2 separate regions of the Mus musculus genome follow, and region 1 is linked to region 2. A link is a loop called in an ENCODE intact Hi-C map of the cell type or tissue named here. Cell type or tissue: gastrocnemius. All regions are shown on one strand. Each heading gives the region's core, and the rest is flanking DNA. Links, peaks and the distances in the headings are about the cores only.

What was found. A loop is a pair of places that touch in the nucleus more often than their neighbours do. Peaks named below come from ENCODE experiments on the same cell type or tissue, not always from the same donor. Only the 100,000 strongest peaks of a DNase experiment are listed, where the experiment ranks them.
Region 1: it touches region 2 in a loop (4-fold over the local background); 2 of 42 quality-filtered maps call a loop at or near these places.

What each region holds. Positions count from the first base shown.
Region 1 is chr1:179,008,722-179,018,746 of GRCm38, forward strand. The region is part of intron 10 of Smyd3 (SET and MYND domain containing 3); the gene reads right to left. Among named protein-coding and RNA genes, the nearest start is that of Gm46249, 240 kb to the left of the region's middle. In gastrocnemius, for the core only: no CTCF peak of the experiment used is centred there; a DNase peak (open chromatin) is centred at 3,732.
Region 2 is chr1:179,102,405-179,112,429 of GRCm38, forward strand. All of the region lies in intron 5 of Smyd3 (SET and MYND domain containing 3), which reads right to left. Among named protein-coding and RNA genes, the nearest start is that of Gm31349, 220 kb to the right of the region's middle. In gastrocnemius, for the core only: no CTCF peak of the experiment used is centred there; a DNase peak (open chromatin) is centred at 5,015.

The sequences.
Region 1 (10,025 bases), core at 685-8,684, 94 kb before region 2:
CTCTCACTGAACCTGGAGCTAGTTAATTTGGCTCCACCAGATGACTAATAAATTCCAAAGATCCTCCTGCCTCTGTCTTCCTAGTGCAGGCATTAAATACATGTGCCACTGCATATAGTTTTTTGTGGATTCTATGGGCCAAACTCAAGTTTTCCTGCTGTATAGCAAAGAACTTTATCCACTGAGCTATGTCTCCAGACCGTGGGGAAGATCTTTTCAGTGGCTACTGGGGCTATCAGATGTTCTGGGCCAACTCCCACTGCTCAGAATCCTTCCATATGATCTCACCTCTCCTCAGGCTCACTGGTTCACTTTCTAATCCAACAGAGCCTCCCTTGTCCAAAGAAACAGATTCTCCCCAAATTCAGAAGTATAGAAGCATCATCGCGGCTGCCATGGATGGGTACCATGGATGCTTGTGCCTCTGGCCTTTCCAGTTCCTGGTGTGTTGCAAATGAACATGGCCTCAGGTAAACAGAGCCCCCGCAGTGCAAAGCCCAACTCTTATTTATAGATCAAACACCTGCCATCAATTTAAACAGTAGTTATCTGACTTGAAAGTTTGGCGAGATACTGAATGCCCCCTTGAAGCAAGCAATTTCCAAGTAGCAGTTTGCGTATACAGATGTGTTTAAAGCCCTACTTCAGAATGTTGCAATTATCATCAAAAAGACAGATTCCATTAAATACCTGTTATGCTTTTAGTATCTGCACTCGTAGACAGATCTAAAATACAGGAAGTCCTGGGCTTCTTAACACTATACTTTTAATGCTATTTATTTAAAGGAGCCGAGGGTTGCAGAACTGGAAGGCACTATTGGAAGTTTTCTGGGCAGTTAGTGATACAATGTGGCTGTTGCCTTTTCAAACCCAGTTGACATTTCCAGACTCTCTCTATATATATATCACACACGTACAAGCCTCACGTTTGGAGAAAACTCTTTGGAAACACAAATCAGTGAAGAGTGTGTCCACCTCTCAGCACTACAGACTAGTAACTACTGTCTTCTAAATGGTAGCTATTCTGTGATGTGCTGTCCAGGGGCTCCAAGGTGGTATCCTATCAGTTTTGCTGATGAACTCCTAAGGCCCATCACATCACCGTCTTCTTCATTTTACAATGTAGGAAATCGCCCTTCTGAGAGCTTATGCACACTGCCTGAGACCGTTCACTGTTTGAGATGAGTCAGCTGTGAAGCGGCAGGTGTGGGCTGGATGTGGGTCTGTTTTCCTACAAAGCCCCTTGAATGTGCTGCTGCCTCTTTGCCTGGCTTGTTTCAAAATGGACCTTCCATTGACAAGATGTCGAATGTCACTCTGGAAGTGGATGACAAATTATTCTCAGTGGCTTGAGCCTGGTTTGACCTCTGCCAGGAATCCGTCCACTGGTACAATCTGGCAGCAGGCCACACAGGTCAGTCCCATGGCAGCCAGACACCTTAGCTCTGTAGGCCTTTCTTTCCAACCAGAAACTCCTAAGGACAGATTAGAAGGCTTATATGGTGCTTTGACTCCAGAGTTCTGTGGCCCTGAGTCTGTGCACCTTTTCTGCCTGTGGAAGTGAAGGCAGGCTTATGGTCACAGGGGCCCCTCCTCACCAGGAACCAATCCTCTGAATAGTCCCCTCACCCCAACCCAGACAACAGCACCCCTTAGTGGGAAGAAAAGGATTTCAGGACCCCGGGGTTTGGGGCTTGTCTTTTACTTCTAGGCCTGATTCTAACACATTTCAGAATGTGAAGACTGACATACAGTGACACTTGGTTGGGCCACAGTAAGAGCCATGTAAGCCAATCCAAGTTACTACTGATGTATTCCTCCACTGTGTAGAAAGAGTCTACTTGGCTGGGGCCTGGGACCCAGGAACTCAGTTCTTGCCACAGCTGCCACTGTGGCTGTGTGGCACTCTGCATTATGGGGCCTCTCTGCAGCTGAGAACAAGGACTCTCCAACCGTCTTCTGTGGCGATCCCACTGATCACAGTCCACTGCGGGTCCAGCCCTGCTCTCCCTTTGGCTCACTTTGTGCTTGGCATGCCTAGCTTCTCTTAACTCTACAACCAAAGACAGCACTACGCATGCTGCGTAAAGTGTAAAGCCACTCTTCAAATCTTCATTCTTCCTGTAAAATCATTCTTCAAATCTACCAGTGCAAGGCTGAGTCAGGGTGAGCATTAATAGAAACAGGAAGGGGGAGGGGAAACCCTTTCTTGCTCCTTTCCCAACAGCACAGGGAGGCAAGGCAGAGGATGTAATACTGTCAGTAGGACTGGTAGCCTCTGCCTCCCTAATTATTGCACTGTCTGTCTGCCATCACAAGGCTTTTGAGCCAACCAGGTAGCTCAGCTATTTGATGTGAAATACGCACTGACAGAGGCCTCTGGCTTCAGAGGGCTAGTGCCAGACAGAGAGGTATGGAAGGGACTGCAATCAGAAGAAGCAGTGTAGAGGGCCTGGCTCACATTCTCTTGCTCTCTGGTGGGGTTTGAGTGTCCCCTACCCATGTGTTAGACTCTGCAGCAAGATGGGGAGGGAGAATGGAGCCCCTGCATGGTTTCTTGTCTCTCTTGCAGGATTAGTCACCTCCAAATACGTGGTTACAAGGTGAAGCTGCATGTAATAGGTTTTTTTTTCCTCCTCCTTAGGCTTCTGATAAAACAGCAGGAGGCCCTTGATGGACTATGCTTGTGGGCTTTCCAGCTTCGAACCTTTTTCCTTTTATAAATTATCTAGCCTTGAGTATTTTGTTGTGGCAACAGAAAACAGATTACAATACTTCCACTGTTTTTTAGGACTACTTGAAAATCAATTTTTCTTTCCTTCTTGATCTTGTCCTGTTTTCTTATTTTCTCTCCTTCACACACACACACACACACACACACACACAAAACACATAAACAAAAATATACAAATGAAAATACATAAAACATACATGTGTACATAAATACACATATACATATAAACTTACATATGCATATATATAGAAACATACACATACCCATACACATACATACATACATACATACATACATACATACAAAACCCCACACATATACATGTATACACATACACACATACCTCTGCACATATAAACACATACATATAAACACATACACATGAAAAGCACACATATATACATATACGCACAAACACACATATCCACACACATATATACATATACACATGAAGACACACATATACACAAACACACACATACATACATACACACACACACACACACACACACACACACACACACACACCCCAAAGGCTCTAGGCATCTAAGCCTTAGAAGCCCATAGGAGAAAGACGACAGAAATGAGGGAAAGAAGAACCTTATCTAAAGACCCTGCAATGTCATAGGCCAACTGCTTTTGTCCAGGAGAAGCTCCCAGCCTGTGAACCATCCCAGCAGGGCCCCTCAGTTTCAGCCATATGGATGCTTTTCTGAGAAGTTCACTCAAGAAGCCTTTACTAATCAAGTCCCACGTTGTGGATTCACCTCCAACGCCAGCCCCATCGCGTCATTCACTTTAGCTGTTGGGTGACCTTCCAGGGCAGCCCCTGAGACACAGGTTTCTGCTCTCTTCTCTTCCGATGCAGGGACAGGCAGAACAGCAAGACTGCCAGGTGGAAGAAGGAAATTGGAAAGGATCCTCTGGGCTGGCATCAAATTTGCTCCAGGATAAAACTGCACTGTATCCAAAGTCCTGGCAGGCCACCAGGTACTGGAGGGTGGCAAGGTTCCCAGATTCCACTTCCTCAAACTGACTGTACAAGGGAGAGCAGGACACTGCCAGAAAGACTCACAACGTGACATGAGGGCACAGTGTGGACAAGGTGACAGCAGGCCTCGCCTCGGCTCCAAAGGGATCCAAAGGCTAGGGCCATTTGTGATTCTCATCTGCATGGCAGCCTCCTCTTCCACTCAGGAGGCAGAGACTTTCAGATTCTGCCCCCTTTAACCACTGTCAGCAGTGGCCGGGAGCTCCAGGGCACACACCTTCTAGATAGCCACCCTGAGAAGGCCCCATGAAAACCACCTCGCCAGACATGCCTTCAGACAGATGTGTTTTCCAAGGAGAGCCTGTCTCGTTCTGGTAGCCTCTGCTGTCATGTTAGCTGGTCCTCTCCAGGTCTCCATTTCTACCATACTAAAAATCTGATCAGAGCTGCCCAGTGTCTCCACAGCTGGAACGCTATGTCTCAGGCCCTCCTTCTCTTCCTGTCTCTCAGAAGGAGACTCTGACAATTGAGAAGTTGCTGTATGAGATCTCGGGTGACTCCTCTGTTTGGTCTGCTTCTCTGCCTTCAGACTGGAAAGGGCCACCAGTCTGAACTGAGTATCCACCCACCACTCCAAACCCACTTTCCTTTCATTCCTATAACAAACCCAGAGTTCCTGTCTTACATCTATAGAACCCACAGTTTCAAGGCTGAGGCCAGACTTGGCCCTCCCTGCACACCCTGCCCATGCTACTGTCTACTTTTCCTTATGCCCTGTGATGTTTGTTGTGACTTTATCTTTTCCTTCCCTCTTCTGTGAGATTACAAACCCCTTTGAGAGAGGACTTGATGGTAAAGGCAAGAAAAAGTGTGACATTACTGAGTGTGATGGGTGGCCTTTGCTCTCAACCTAAGTGGATTAGGAGGCATGTCTGAGAGTGTTTCTTGAGAGGTTTAACTGAGAAGGGGAATCATATTGAATGCTGGTAGTTAGAGACTGGAGTCCTGAAAGGGTTAACAGTGGAGCCAGCTGAGTGCTAACATTCCTCTCTTGCTGCCTTCCTCCATAGATACAATGTGACCAGCCACCTTATGTGCTCTGGGCCCTCCCCTCCAAGAATACTGTATCCATGAGCCAGTATGGAACCTTCCACCCTTAAGTTGCTTCCTGTAAGCCTCTGATCACAGTGGTAAGAAAGCAGCTGTCACCCTGAGTATCCACCCACCACTCCAAACCCACTTTCCTTTCATTCCTATAACAGACCCAGAGTTCCTGTCTTACATCTATAGAACCCACAGTTTCAAAGTGTCCAGAAGCTTGCCCTCGCTCACTGCCCCCAGCAATGCTGACATTTCTCTAGAAGAACTCTGCTACTTTCCCAACTCCCTGAAGGCAGGAACCTCCCTTGCCCCTCTCATCTTTCTCTCTCTGGTCTCAATTTAACACCTTGCACAACACCTTATGTATTGTGTTAAATTCGATGTTTCTTACATAAAAATGAAAGAAAATGCATCAGGCTCACTCTACCAGTTTTAAAGGATCAGTCTACCAATCTCCAGTAGAGTCAGTGCTACGAGGCAGGTGTCCAGAATGTCTCCATCTTGCAAGATGGACACCACATGGAGCAGGTCTCCCCTTCCAGCTCCCAGAAGCCTTTTCTATCCCACAGGCTTGGCTGCTCATGTAACAGAAACCACAGCATTTATTCTCACATGATTGGCTGACTCAACCCCATGTGGTGTCTTCAAGGTCTATCGGCTGTGGTAGAAGGTGACAGGGTTCTCTTGCTTTCAAGGTGAGATGGTACTCCAGTGGGATGTCTAGATTCTAGATCTCAACAGGCTGCTTCCTCAGAGCTGCCCCTTCAACACAGCTCCATTCTAGAATAGCACTGTCAGGGCCATGTCACCGCTCCTGGGCCTCAAGTTGTATCTGAGCTTCCCAGTGGGCCTTCAGAGCAACCCTTCAAGGTCATTTCTGTCACCCACCAGTGAGAAAAACAAGTCTATGGAAACTGCAGAGAATGCTCAAGGTCACAGAGTTTCCAAGGATAGCACGCCAGATTTCTGCAGCTTTGCCTGCCTTTCCAAAAGCCTGTTGACTTATCAGTATTTGTCATCTTCTGGTGAGCCCCCAGGATTGACTGACCTACAGAGAATAATACAGAGGCAAAGACAAGAGATGAAGCACCATGTCTGTGCTGCCTTTTTGGTTACAGTTCTGGGTACAGCCCTGAGTTAGAAACTTGTAGCCCATGGCTCTCTGCCTTTTTCTTCTCGATAAGTAACATGTGCAGACTCAGCTCTGTATTGACTTCTTCCCAGTGTGTCTGAGCCTCTCACAGACATCCCTAAACTCTGCCTCTCCTACATTCTGTATGGCCAAGTGCAGCAGGGCACATAAGCTCACAGGTGGTACCATGCACAGTGCCTGTAGTTCTCCAGGGATGGGTGGGCTTGTGTTATCCAGATGTCTCTTTACAGCATCTGGAGATGCGGTAGTCACTTACAACCTCTGACTGGCTATGCCACAGGAATAAGAGCTGGTCAGGCCCTAAGGGTTCAATGCACTCATTGTCCAGCTTGGAATGGACCTAGAGATATGAGGGACTTTTCAGAACTAATTAATAAAGAATACAAAGAACCCTGGCTTTTGTCACTGGTTGGTCCTCTCCTGCTGATGACTTTAAGGAACCTACCCAAGATTCCTGTGGATTTGTCAGCATCAGAGTTGTGCTTTAAGGCCCTGAGTAGGCAGACACACAGGGAGGGGTTAAAGTCTATATTCATTTATTTTAAGGTGATATGAAAGTACTGACTTTTTACTTCTATGGCGAGGGGGGAGATGAAACAGAAAGATGTGACTAGAGAGCTGAGCAAATTCCCACTCCTTACGCAGATATTGGACATCCTAAGACAGCCCATCTCTGCGTGTCTCTCCCTCCCCACTTCTGGCCTCAATATAGCTGCTCCTAAGAAGGGTCGGGCAGAAGGCCGTTCTCTCCCCAGGAAAAGTGTGAAAGCCACGAGAGGGGCATTAGCTTTCTATGACCTCAAAATTCTTTAATAAATTAACTTTATTAAAGGATCTCTGGTTCTTTTAGGATCTTGAAAATGAAATCACACCTTCCAGAGAATATATATTCACCTCATTTGCAGGTTTGCTATATTGTTACATCAATCCACATCTTCCTTAAAAACACAGAAAGTTATTTCTGTACTGTCTCATACTTTTCAAAATGCTTATATATATATGTATATATACATATATATACATATATATATATACACACACACACACATACACATACACACACACACACACACACACACACACACACACATACACATACACATACATATACAGTGTAACCCAGGCTAACCTGAAACTTCTGGTCTTCCTGACTCCAGCTCATCAGTATTTCCCACTGTGGGCCACCACAGATGTCTGAATACATTGGTAGAAAATGCTTACCATTATACTTAAGGGATGGAAGAAGTATTATATATTTAACCCATCAACAAATATTTACTGAAAGCTTCCTGTACACTGAGCAGTGTACTAGGCCCAATGGGTATCGGATTAAGCAAAGCCAGGGACATCCTTGCTCTGTTTCTATTCTAAGGATGAGGCAAGTGGCTCAGAGGCAAGGCAGTATCACGAGAATAATGACAGCTGTCATTTAGGGAATACCTGCTAGGCTTCAGGCTGCAACCCAATGCGCGCCATTTATGATACCCCATTAACTCCTCGATGACCCCGCAAAGCATTCATCATTCAGATGAGAGAAGAACATCCAGAGAAGCTAAGCACCTCCCTGTGGTTCCTGTGCTCGGAAGCGGGGAGGGGTGCTGTCAGCACTCTCGCATGCTTAGTAGCACGTGAGCTTGTATCTGCTCAGTTGTGCTGAAGAATGGGTGTAAGTCAGCACTCGGAGGGAGCTGGGAGGATGGAGGATACCAGTTAGCCTGACTTCGGAGATGGGTGTGACAATAACCACCGTACTCTCATGCAACCTAGTCCCAGCCACAGAATGCAGCTGTGTAGAAAGGTGAGCTGGTCTTTCCCGCTTTAAAAAAGTGCTAACAGTTTAGTATCCGCACAGAATGTACATTTTAGACACACAGATTAACACAAAATAAGTCAAACACCTAAATGTCAGAGGAATAGCAAGAGTGGGTCTTGATATCTTTGTTTGAGCGGATGGTTTCTTAGATATGATGCCAAAAACACAAGCAACAACAACAACCCCATAAATTTGACTTTGTTAAATATTTTAAAATATTTTTAAAAATATACTTTCAAAAAGGAAAACACAGTAACTCACAGAATGGGAGACTATACTTGCATGTTATATATGTGGCAAAAGACTTGTCTTCAAAATCTGTAAAGAATTTTTAAGCCAGGCATGTGGTATACAACTGTAATCCCAGCATTCAGGGAACCAAGGCAGGGAGAATGCCGGTCTGGGCTACAAACTGAGACCTTGTCTCCAAAATCAATAAGTCAATAAAATAAAGTAAGAACCATTACAACTCAATAATGTAGAGACAAGTAATGCAATTAAAATATGGGTCAAGGATCAGAATAGACATTTCTCTAAAGAACAAACACAAGTGGCCACTAAGTACATGAACAAAGTCGGTAGCATCACCCAACAGGAAAATGCAGACAAAAATCCCAACGAGACAATGGAGAGAATCAGGGCAGGTAAGGGCGGGCTCTGGATGAAAGGACCTAAGTTCAGATCCCCTGCACTCAGCCATGGTGCTGTTCATGTAAACTAGAGGAAGGGGGGGGGTGGCATCTGGCAATCTGAGCTTGCTCTCCTGCTAGACTAACCAATTAGTGAGCTCCAGGCTCAGTAAAAGACTGTCTCACAAAATAAGGTGAACAGTGATGGAGAAAAACTCCCAATGTCAACCTCAGACTTCCATACACACAGGCACTGTGAGCTGTGAGCATCACTGCATACATATATGCACGTACATGCATACAATAAAGACCCTGACAAAGACAGTATGTGGAAATGAGGTTATGCGGCAAGTATCAGCTCCACATATTATTGATGGAAACGTAACGTTACGTGCACATTTTCAGAAGCGGTTTAGCAGTTCTTTAAAATGTTAAACAGAGCCTACCATATGATCAAGGAGTTTACTCCTCAATACACATCCCAGAACAGCCAAGCATGTTCTCTCCAAGAACTTATGCGTGGATTTCATAGCAGTAGCATTCTTCGCCAAAAGGGGGAAAGAATCCAAATGATCATCATTTACTACATGGATAAATAAAATTCGGTATACTTATAAAATGGAATGTAATTTGGCAACACACAGTGCTGATGTATGTCACAACATGGATGATCTTTAAAAATACGCTCCATGAAAGAGTCTGCATTTATATTAGTGCATTTATATAAAATGTCTGTGAGAGAAAAATCTAGAGTAACAGCAACTGTGGTTATCCAGTGACTGGGGAACTAACAGCTCATTAGCACGTAGCCAATGGGTGGGGGTTTGCTTGGAAGTGATGAGAACGTTCTAAACCGGTAGAGATGCTTTCAGAGTTCTGTAAATACATTATAACCCACTGAGCTGCATACTGAAGGTGGGTAAATTATATGGCATGCAAATTACCTCTCAATAAAACTGTCAGAAAGCACAGTCTACAACAAAACCACACCGAGAGCTGAGGAAGATGTCCTTCACGGCTGTGAGAGTGGGAAGAAAATGCCACAACTCGTCATCTTTCCACCAATCTAATCAGAGGACTTCTCTGGAGGAACTTTCTAGACCAAATGAGTTGTCACAGAGACTGAGCAACAAACACTGTCCAGACTATAATACAAAGGAGAAATCTTACAAAGGGCAGGTTTTCCCCCCAAATAACACTTAGCCACTAACAAGACAACGGAGTTACGGACCTACATACAGGTCCAAGAACATTTCATTTGATAACTAGAACACTTGCTCTAAACCAGAAGAGACAGAGTGTTGGTCAGCTTTCCCACCCCATGGCAGAGCACCTGAGACAATTGAATCAGTAAGGGGAAATGTTTAAGTTAATTTGGCCCCCAGTTTTGGAGGTTCATAGTCTCATCAACACAAATGCTCTGACTTCCTCCACTGGACCCCACCTGATAAAGGCTCCAGGCTGGGAACGTGGAGAGGGGCATTCACGATCTAACAAATGGTGGACAGGAATTTCTTTCTTTTTTCTCTCTAGCGATGCCTGTACTGCACTTCAGAAGTTGCGTTTGGAGCAAGATGTATGTGCTTGGCTTGGTGAGCAGCATC
Region 2 (10,025 bases), core at 1,175-9,174:
TGATCCTCCTGCCTCCAGCTTCTGAGTTGTGGGGTTATAGGTATTTGTCCCACGCCCTAGCCTAGATAGTTTCTTAAGGAAAAATTGGTAAGAATATTGAACACCAAATTCATTGAGTGCAAGATACTATTGAAGACCCAATACAACAAAATTTTGTTAGCCAAAAAACTATTTGTATGTCATTTATTAAAGAGAAAAAAAATCTTACATATTAGGAATTTTGTCAAATAGCTTTGAAATTACCTTTATAACACAAGCCAAATAGAATATAAAATAATCTTAAGATAATTTCGTTATTCCACGTATAAGGCAATATACTTGGACAGGTGTACATACCACTGATTCCCCAACAGCAATGTGTCTGTCACACTTCAAGCTGTGACTATAGCTAAGTGTGAGATGCACGGAGGACACATAGGCAACAATGCTTGGCCAAGGCCAAAGTCAACATCAAAGCCAATACTGTAAATGAGGAGGCAGCAGCCAGTAGACTCTGCATCCCTCCCAAGGCCACAGTGCCAAGTGCAAGCACATGAAGCCCCTGTGGATGCCACACTGGCTTGGTGAAAGCTACCCAGCTTCTCGTTGCCTAAGGGCATTCCTCACCATAGAATTCCTTGCCACACCCAACCCCTGTCTATGAAGACAGAAAGAAAAACAGGAGATCCCCGAGCCCCTTCCTGGTTCTTTCTGGGGTGCTATTACCTGGCGTCTTATCTCATTAAAGCCATCTGATGGGGAAACACTCACTGGAAATGTCCATCAAAAAACACGTAAAAGCCGGAAGCTCTGGGATAATGTTTCCATCATGTAATCTTCCTCTCATATCCCCGGGCCCACAGTTGCTATGATACCCTTAAATAATTTATTGTAATATATTGTCACGGGTTTCTAGAACTGTGCCGTGGAGTCTTGTGTTACAAGTTTCACTGAGATGTGTCCATATCCAAAAGTCCATCACGATAAACTCAGCTTTCTCCCACAGAGCCCACTTAAAGCTCTTTTGTGTAGCTTCAGTTTCCCAAAAGAAATAAACATCCTCTTCCATGATAATCTAGTTTCATATTTTCTTTTCATATAATGGGTATAGAAATCCAGCCCCAGAAGGGTCTGTGCTCTTCACTGGAATCGGTCTTAGTTCTGGTCCCTGGTTCTTAGGTCTGGTCTGAGTCCCTAAATGAAGCGTGCTGAGTGGTTTACATCACCCGAATGAGGCTGGATTGAACACAGCAGAGTGTGGCTCAAACCATCTGTGTTTTTCAATCAAGCGAATGGAGAAAACTACAGAAAAATGTTCCACGGAGAAGTCAAGACTGAGCACTAACCAACTGCTTAGTGCAACTCCCAACTGTAAGATTAATCCTGATGCTTGAGGAGGTCGCTCTCAGAACGCAGAAAGGAAGGTGAAAACTGTCCCCAGAGGACTTCTGACACAAGGGCTTTTACTGGGCATGTCTAATACATTGAGTTGTGATACCCAGAAGCATACAGTCCTCATCACAGGCTGCGAAGTGTGCATGAGTCTGTGACGAGCGTGGCTCTACAGGAAGGGCTTCTGTGAACTTACACTGAAGAATCTTTCAAGCTATGGTGGCAAATGGGAGACACCTCAACAGGCCAGTCCTTCTGTGGTTGGACACTGCCCTGATGCTTCATTTGCAAGAACCTGGGAGGAAAGGCTGTTCATCGGACCAGAGGGGATCCCGCCACTGTGTGGTGCGGAGGCTGCAAGAAATGAGGTCCCCAGGCCAGTTGCCCTGTGGTCCCTCAAACCCTATTCTATTATTTTTCAGTGTAAGGAAGAAAAACAAATCACAGCTGCATCCTCCCCCGCCATGCTCCTTTCTCTAGAAGTTGCTTATCACAGTCCGTCCCTTGTTCCTCGAGCCATGCTCACAGAAGGCCAAAGCTGTTGGCCAGGGCGAGTGAAAAAGAATCACCAAAGCATGGGTCTAAAAGACATACAAACCAAAGCCATGGAAAGATACACATCCCAGGCCACGGATGCTGAACACACGTGCAGTCCTGGCCCATCCTTCCAGCCTCTTTGCTTACGCAGACTGCCTCCTCACACTGACCCTGGATTCTCTTCTCTTCATGGCTTCTAGTCCCAGCAGAGCTGCCAGGTACCTCTAAACATGGCTGCAGTCCATTCCCTTCTTCACCACTGATCTTTTGGGTGCTGATTAGACAGGGTCTCGGGTCTGCCCCGCTGGAAGAGGGCCATCTCTCAGCTTACGAAACACAGTACTGGGTCACACATCTACCCCAGCATTTGGCACACCAAGCTGAGATCTCAATATTTGCTCTGTAGGGAATACACGCTGGGCACATTTAACCTCCGTGACACGTGCGCTGGCACATGCTTATAAACTCAGTTTCTTGGGAGGCTAAAGCAGAATGGTGATCTTGGAGACAAGCAAAGCAAGGGTGAGGCCCATCTTGGTGATCAGCAAGATCTGATACAAAAATTTAAAATATCTGAAAGGAATCGGGGGTATTGCTCAGTGTTAGAAAGAATGCTTTCTTAGAATGTATGAGGCCCTGGGTTCAAGCCTCAGTGGACAGAACAAATTGTCACTGCCTTCTTTCCTTCCCCCCTTTCATTTTATTCCCCTACCTTCCTAGACTAAATACCCACTCAGCAACCTACACAGGCAAGATTCTCAGCTGCTGTTTAAGAAAAATATCCCATGCCAACTGCATAGTGCCCAATAGACTAGATCCAGGTCACCAGAGTGGCTAAGACAGTCGGAGAAAGCTCAGTAAGAAGGGGCACTAAGGGAGAGAGCCCGGAGGCTGGCGTCGTAAGCAATGGAAAATGCCGTAAACACTCAGACAGATGACTTTGACCTTCTAACCGTCAAGGTCACGACATCCAAAGTCACCAGAAATGACAATAAAAAAAGTAAAAAGAGCAGGGGCACCAGGTTCTGCCCCAGCCAGTAAGTGAAATTTCCCATCTTCACCTTGACTAAAAAAGATGCACAAGTCTCTGAACTGTGCCCTGTTCCCCACGTCACAGAAAGTGGAAAGGTCAAGTATGATGCCGATGACTGTTTTCCACAGGAAGGGCCGAGCAGGTGCAAGAGTGATCTGAAGAGGAGAGCAGAGACACCCTTGGGCATGTCAGGTCCCTACTTGTCCTGGGCATGCTCCTTGGGACTTGTTCACCCCGAGCCCATGCCAGTGACCCACTGTTCACTGGAGCAAAGGGCTCCCTAAAACTGAAGCACACTGTTTGAGAGTAGAACATCTGTCATGTCTGCCACTAACACCATGATGCCGGTCACATTCGGATTTCTCCTGGCCACCAGGAGGTGCCACTCAGGATTTCCACAAACCCAAGGCAAAGAACTCAACACTTTCCTAAGGTGGCTGACGTGCTGCCATACGCTGGCTGAGAAAACTCAATTCTGTAGGACTCCTAGGGAGAGGACCAGGTGAGGGAAGGTTTGGGGCTTAGGACCATTTGCAACAGGGATTTGCTTATTCATTTATTAAAGGCCCATGATACGCCTAGAGCAATTATAGGCACTAAGGAGGAGAGAAGATTTTCCTCCTTTACCATTTTGCTTTATTCCATTCTCCAAGTAGGCTCAGTAAGATTGGGAAGCGTGTTACATTTCTCTCTGATTTTGACAGGTTTTAGCCTTCCTCAGCCAAAGATGATTTTCTAGCTATTGGTCATATTTCCTTGTCAGTGACTCTGTCATAATACAAACAGCAATAATTTGGGAAGACAGTCTAATCTGTCGGATCAATTTAGAAACACAAGAGTCTACAGCTCTTCAATGACCCTGGGACGTACTCGGCCTACGTTCGCTCAGACCATCCACATGCTGGGTTGCTGGGGGCTATGAAGGCCAGCTGGGAGGCATGGAGGGGGGGGTATGGGAGGAGAGGGGGCTGGGAGGATGGATGGGTCCATGTGGGAATGGCCACAGATACCGAAGCTAACTAACTCAGCTGCCATTCCTAAATTAGTGCCACGGGGAGAAAGATATTCCCTCCTGGAGAGGGCAGGGAAGATTAATCAGCCACAAAAGAACAAGTAGCTGAAGGAAGAAAGAGAAAATGAGGTCGACACTTGTTTTGTGAGCATTGGTGTCTGTGGCCATTCCCACACGGACCCATCCATCCTCGCAGCCCACTTGCCTCTCCCCTCCCCTCCAACAAACCCTACCTACCGCTTTCTCTCGTTTCACAGATGCCTTCCGCCACCCGCTACGACACATTTAAAATCATGGGGGAATAAGGCTTTTCACGTGGGGACAAGTATGCTCGATTGCTCACGTGCCTGCATTTATAAACCAATTCATTTTGAATAGGAAAGGCTCAGAAATAAAAGGCCGGCATTGAGCAGAAAGCTATAGACCAGAGGTATTGTGAGGATTAATTGAGAAGACAGAAAGAGGCCTTGGAATGAGTCCCGACACCCAGGGACCAAAGCAAACGGCAGCAGCTTGTACAATAGCCCATTAATTAGAAGACATCCTTAGCTAGAACGGCACAATATGCTAAGTTCGCTGAGAAAAATCATTAACAACTGAACTCTTCCAGGCCACCAGTTGTCAAACAGATTCCAACGCACAAAATCCTCTGTTAGTGCTGGGCAGTACCACTAGAGAGGCCTCTAGGCTTCTGGAGGAAACTAAGTAGAAATGTATACAGCTATGTCTGTCACTACAGCCACTTGAGGTCAAGTTTCTAACCATCTCTCTCTCCCCTGGAGTCACTCACTAAAAGGCTGGGCAGTTTTGGCCCCCTCCTTGGACCTCTGCTCCACCAAAGTTAAATAAATAAATAAATAAATAAATAAATAAATAAATAAATAAAGCAAGCAAGCAAGCAAGCAAGCAAGCAAGCAAGCAAGCAAGCAAGCAAAAAAAAAAAAGCAAAAACTAGTGCCTGGCCATTATGGAACAGACTAACATAAGTCACTCAAATCCCAAACCTGTATAAAATTACAGCGCTTCTGCCAAGCCAGAGGGACTTGCCAAATGTGGCTGCACTCCAGAGTAACTCAATGCTCTGCAGCTCCAGGCATCCGCCTTCCATAGTGAGTTAAGCGGTGCCATTTCCTTTGGAGCTGAATTTAAACGAGTTATCTTAAAGTCCAAGTTTGCGTTGCTTTTCTACCCATTGCATAGCTAAGTAATCAAGTGAGGCATTTGGGGGGCGGGGGTTCGAATGGGCAGAGGTTCAGAGGACGGATTTCACGGTCATTCATCATTAGCCTGACAAATGGAAGAGCCAGGTAAAGACCTTTCTGGAATTAGGTGGCTATTTGTTACAGAGTGTGCTGGCCATCAAAGTCACACAGCTGGAGAAGGAAATACAAAAACATTTTCTGAAACCTGGGTGGTGCTCCTCTGCAGAACGCTTACCTAGCACGTGTGTGAGATCTCAGACTTAAACACAGCCACAGAAAAGGGTATTCACAAAAACTTTATAGAAACAGAGACACACAGCAGTAGATAGGGTCACATCATTTCTACTTCCTCCCGGTGATCTGGGGGTAATTAAAACACCAGGCAGTCCTTGGCGCCCAGGGACCAGCTGCACTTGCTGGTTGTACAGACCTGAGTGCCTTATCTAGCCAATGCTCAGGTTCCTGTGCTGCAGGCATTAAAAATATATATATATATTTGACAAGTATTTACAATTCCTAGCTCCTAAGCCTGCATGTGCTGCCTGTGGTCTGACCTTTGCAATTCCCTCTTTCCCTTTGTTCTCTCCTATTTAGTTACTCTCAGTGTTGCCTCCAATGAGAAGTCCAAGCTTCCTATGTAAACCAGCCACCCGACTGTTCAGCGTCACCGAGAAAAGAGCAAAGCTTTCCGTGACTTGAGCTAAATTCACTTAGTTATTTTTAACGAAAAACATCTCGAATGATCCTCTTTCCCTCCAGCTTTGTTTTGCAACGCACGCTCTCCTGATTTTCCTCTCACATCTGGACAAAACAGAACATACAGAAAGAATTAGGCTTGATAATTACAGCAAACATAGGTGAATTTACAGACTCGAGGCTTCTAACCTCTCGGCAGTCAAAGGCAACGTGAAAAGGGCAAAGGTCCAGAATCAATACTGCTTCTGAGAAAAAGGTACCAATGACAGGAAAAGACGTGTGGGGTCACAAAAATAAAACAGAAGTAAGTAGGACTTTGTATAACCTGTATTTTAATATGGCTAGAGGTGGGAGATCATTGGAAACCCCATTTGAGGGGAAAAATAAGCCAAAGCATTATCAATAGAAGGCAAGTCTAAAAAAGGAGAATGTGAAGACCAATGGGGACGTGAGCAAAGAGAGAAAGAGAAGCAGGCATGAAGAGAAGGATCAAGGGAAGAAATGAGACCAGAAGCCATAAGGATACCTGTCAATGTACATCTGTGCTGATGCAAAGAGAAAAGATGGACAAGAACAGGAAATTACATAATAATACAGTGACGGATGGAGCTGCCAGACGATAGTGCAGCTCACTGTCATCGTAACTGCAGTAAACAGGAAAGCTGGCTGTCAGAAGCAAACAAAGGCGGAGCCTGCCAATGAGCAAACGCTGAGAGCTTTGACTGAAGGGTCCCATTATCACTAACGGTCTAACTGAATGAACTTCAGGAGACCGTGATGGAGGCCACCCATATCTCTTGTTAATGGCTGGTGAAAGGCATATTTCCTCAACCCCAGCACTGCTTATATTCTGAGCAAATGAAGCATTGGCAGCAACATGCACTGAGAGGGTTTTATGGAGCTTTTATCTAAGCAGAAGGCAAAGGTAGAAGTCAACAGTGAGGAATACTGAAGTGTGTCGAGCAAATCCTATTTACAAGGCACAGCAGAATTCCAAAACATCTCTAATCATTCTTACTGAAATTTTACAAAGTTTCTAAATGTGTTTTTGTGTGCATGGTGTGCACCCCCCACCCCTTGTGCGTAGTGTGGTATGGGTTGGGTGGACAGTATGGGTATGTGATAGTCAAATGTTTCTTATCCTTCCCAAGTGGGCATTTACCAACGCTGGTTAACTGTGATTGCTGCCTCCTTCCCTTAACCAGCCCAGGACACCATCCAAGAGAAGATGGAGGAGGCAGTGAGGAATAGCCACAGGGAAGGGTAAGAAATGGTAGAGGAAGTTACTTCAGACTCCCTGTCAATCCACCACCCATCCCTGTCACTCCTGAAAGCATCCCTTTCTGACTGTCTCTATCGCTCTTGCTTGTCATCATCTCTGGCCTGCAGTTTTACGTTTCTCTAGCTCCATTCATCCCAACCTAGCCTTTAAACTGCCACCAGATAAATATTTCTTAAGAATGGGTTGAGTTTTTCAAAGAGAAATATGAGTTCTGCCCAGCGCTACAGCATAAAGACAAAATACTTGGGTGTGATGGGAAAGTCCCTGCAGAACCTGTTCGTAGCCCATCTTTCCACTGAACCGAACACTCACTACAGTTCTCTGTGGTCTGGCCTCTCTGTCAATTTTCAGTCATGACCCATGCTCATGTGGTGTTTTATCTTTGTTCACAGAGTACCCTCCTGTCTTAGTTAGGGCTTTACTGCTGTGAACAGACACCATGACCAAGGCAACTCTTATAAAGAACAATATTTAATTGGGGCTGGCTTACAGGTTCAGAGGTTCAGTCCATTATCATCAAGGTGGGAACATGGCAGCATCCAGGCAGGCATGGTGTAGGAGGAGCTGAAAGTTCTACATCTTCATCTGAAGGCTGCTAGCAGAATACTGACCTCCAGGCAGCTAAGATGAGGCTCTTAAAGTCCACACCTACTCCTATAGAGCCACACCTACTCCAACAGGGCCACACCTTCTGATAGTGCTGTTTCCTGGGCCGAGCACATACAAACCATCATACCTCCTGAAACTATGCTTCTTTAAAAGATTTACTTTCTGTCAATGAGTGTTTGCCTGCATGTATGTTTGGGCACCAAATTGAGTGTCTGTTGCTCAAGGAGGCTAAAAGTGGGTGCTGGGAACTGAATTCAGGTCTTCTGTTAGAGGAGCCAGTACTGTTACCCATGGAACCATCTCTTCAGCCCCCAAATGTACCTTTTACAAAGTATCTATCCCATAATTTTACTCATTCTTCATGTACAAGTTTAAATTTCATATCATTCAAGAAAGGTTCCTGCTGGATGATTCCACGTACCTTCTTCACGGTTTATTCACGCGCACGTTAATGCCAGCACCTAGTGAGTCTCTCCTTTGAGGTGAAGCTAATTATGAAAAAGCCAATCTTTATCACTGAACATTAAGTGGCTTAGACTTGACTCTCTTGCCTTGTGAGTACTTTGTGCAATTTATCTGTGCAAATGTCTTTTCCTATTCAAAAGATCTAAGTACCTTGAGGTCACGACCCTTATTTCCCTTGAAGAAATGCATTCAAAGAAAAAATAAAAATGTTCTATAAGCATACTGAGATATATGCTGCATCATGATATTTATATTAGGCCAAGGTTCCATTTACCTACCGCCCACTGGAAGAGAAATGTCTCCTCGCCTCAAGTACTGACACAATCACACAATATCCTTTGTCCTCCATACAATCCGGTCCTTTTCCACATTCTGGAAGTAATCACTATTCTTAGTTTTAAGTTTATTAATCTCTTCATTTCTATAATGTGTATCCCATATGCTCATGTCCTTATATGAATATCTATATGTTTAGCATGAAGAGCTTTGGCTTCATATCTATTATTTCACAACTTTTTAAATAAGCAACTGTTCCTGGGATCCATGAATGACGGTGCATGTAGCTATAATTCTGGTGCTGAGAGAACTGATGTCAAGTGCCTTCTAAAAAATACATAAGGAAAACAGTGTCCAGATCTAGAAAGCATTTAAGGCAAAGAATGTCCAAACTAACTTTCTCTTTTTTTTTTTTTTTGCAAATGTAAAAATAAAAACCAAAGCCCTAAAAAGCACCCCAATATTTCTTACCAGGAGGGTATATAAAGCCCTCTCCTACTAGTGCTTCTGAAATATCACCTAGTACCCTCCACACTGTAAAAAGGAGATGGTAAAGAGATCTGATGGAAAGCATGCCTCACTGTGGCTACGCCCTCCTTAGAACCCACTCATGGTCAGTTGCTTAGTAACCATCTGAAACATCCACAACATCACGTAAGACCCCGAGGTAGACAGACATGTTTATCTCAGCCGAGACAGATACGGAAACCCAGTCGTAGCCATGATGTACTGGCGTCTGCTCTGATCTAAGCGGGCAGAGGATTGCTTTTATGGAGCTAATTCTGTCTGCTTGCCTTTAAGCCCCATCAGCTACTGCGATGCACAAGAATGATTTTCTTCCCCCAATGCCTGGGGTGATTCTCTCCATCCTTCACCTGAGTTTCTCTCCCCTGTCCCCAGTGCCCCCCACCAGGTGTCCTGTGGTGTCCTGAGGAGGATGGAGGGATTGTCTGGCTTTTTGAGTCCCGCCTTCTCATCTCGGATTCTGACTCCACCCCGAGATAATGTGTGGTGCCTGAAGTGACTTGTCTTTCGCTATGCCATCGCTTGGTCAAACACTGTCCACCCACTGCAAGGCATGAAGGGACCCCTGCTTATCCCTATGACACGTCACGCGCACACTCTTTGGCGGAACCAAACTTCAGAAAGACAGTCACCACCCCAGCATGCTGTTGGTCTAGACTTCTCATTTTACTGAAGTAGAAACTCATCCTTAGCGTAACACACTTAGGAAAGCTGCAAAGGGAGACAAATTATACCAAATCCAGTGACATGTGTCCATGCGCAGCACCTGCCAATTCCTTCACAAAGAACTGGCACGGGAAACTGTGGGATGGAATTAAAGCCAATGGGGAAACACAAGACCACCAACTAGAGACAGGTTTTCCTATAAAAATCAAATATTATTCACAGAAGTCCATCTCACTCTAACTACAACGTTTCCCCGTGGGTATGCCTAATTAGCATAACAAGGAGGTGGGCATTATTTTAACACAACAGTACAAACAAAGCCTGATGTTAACGTTACCCTTCCCTTCCCTC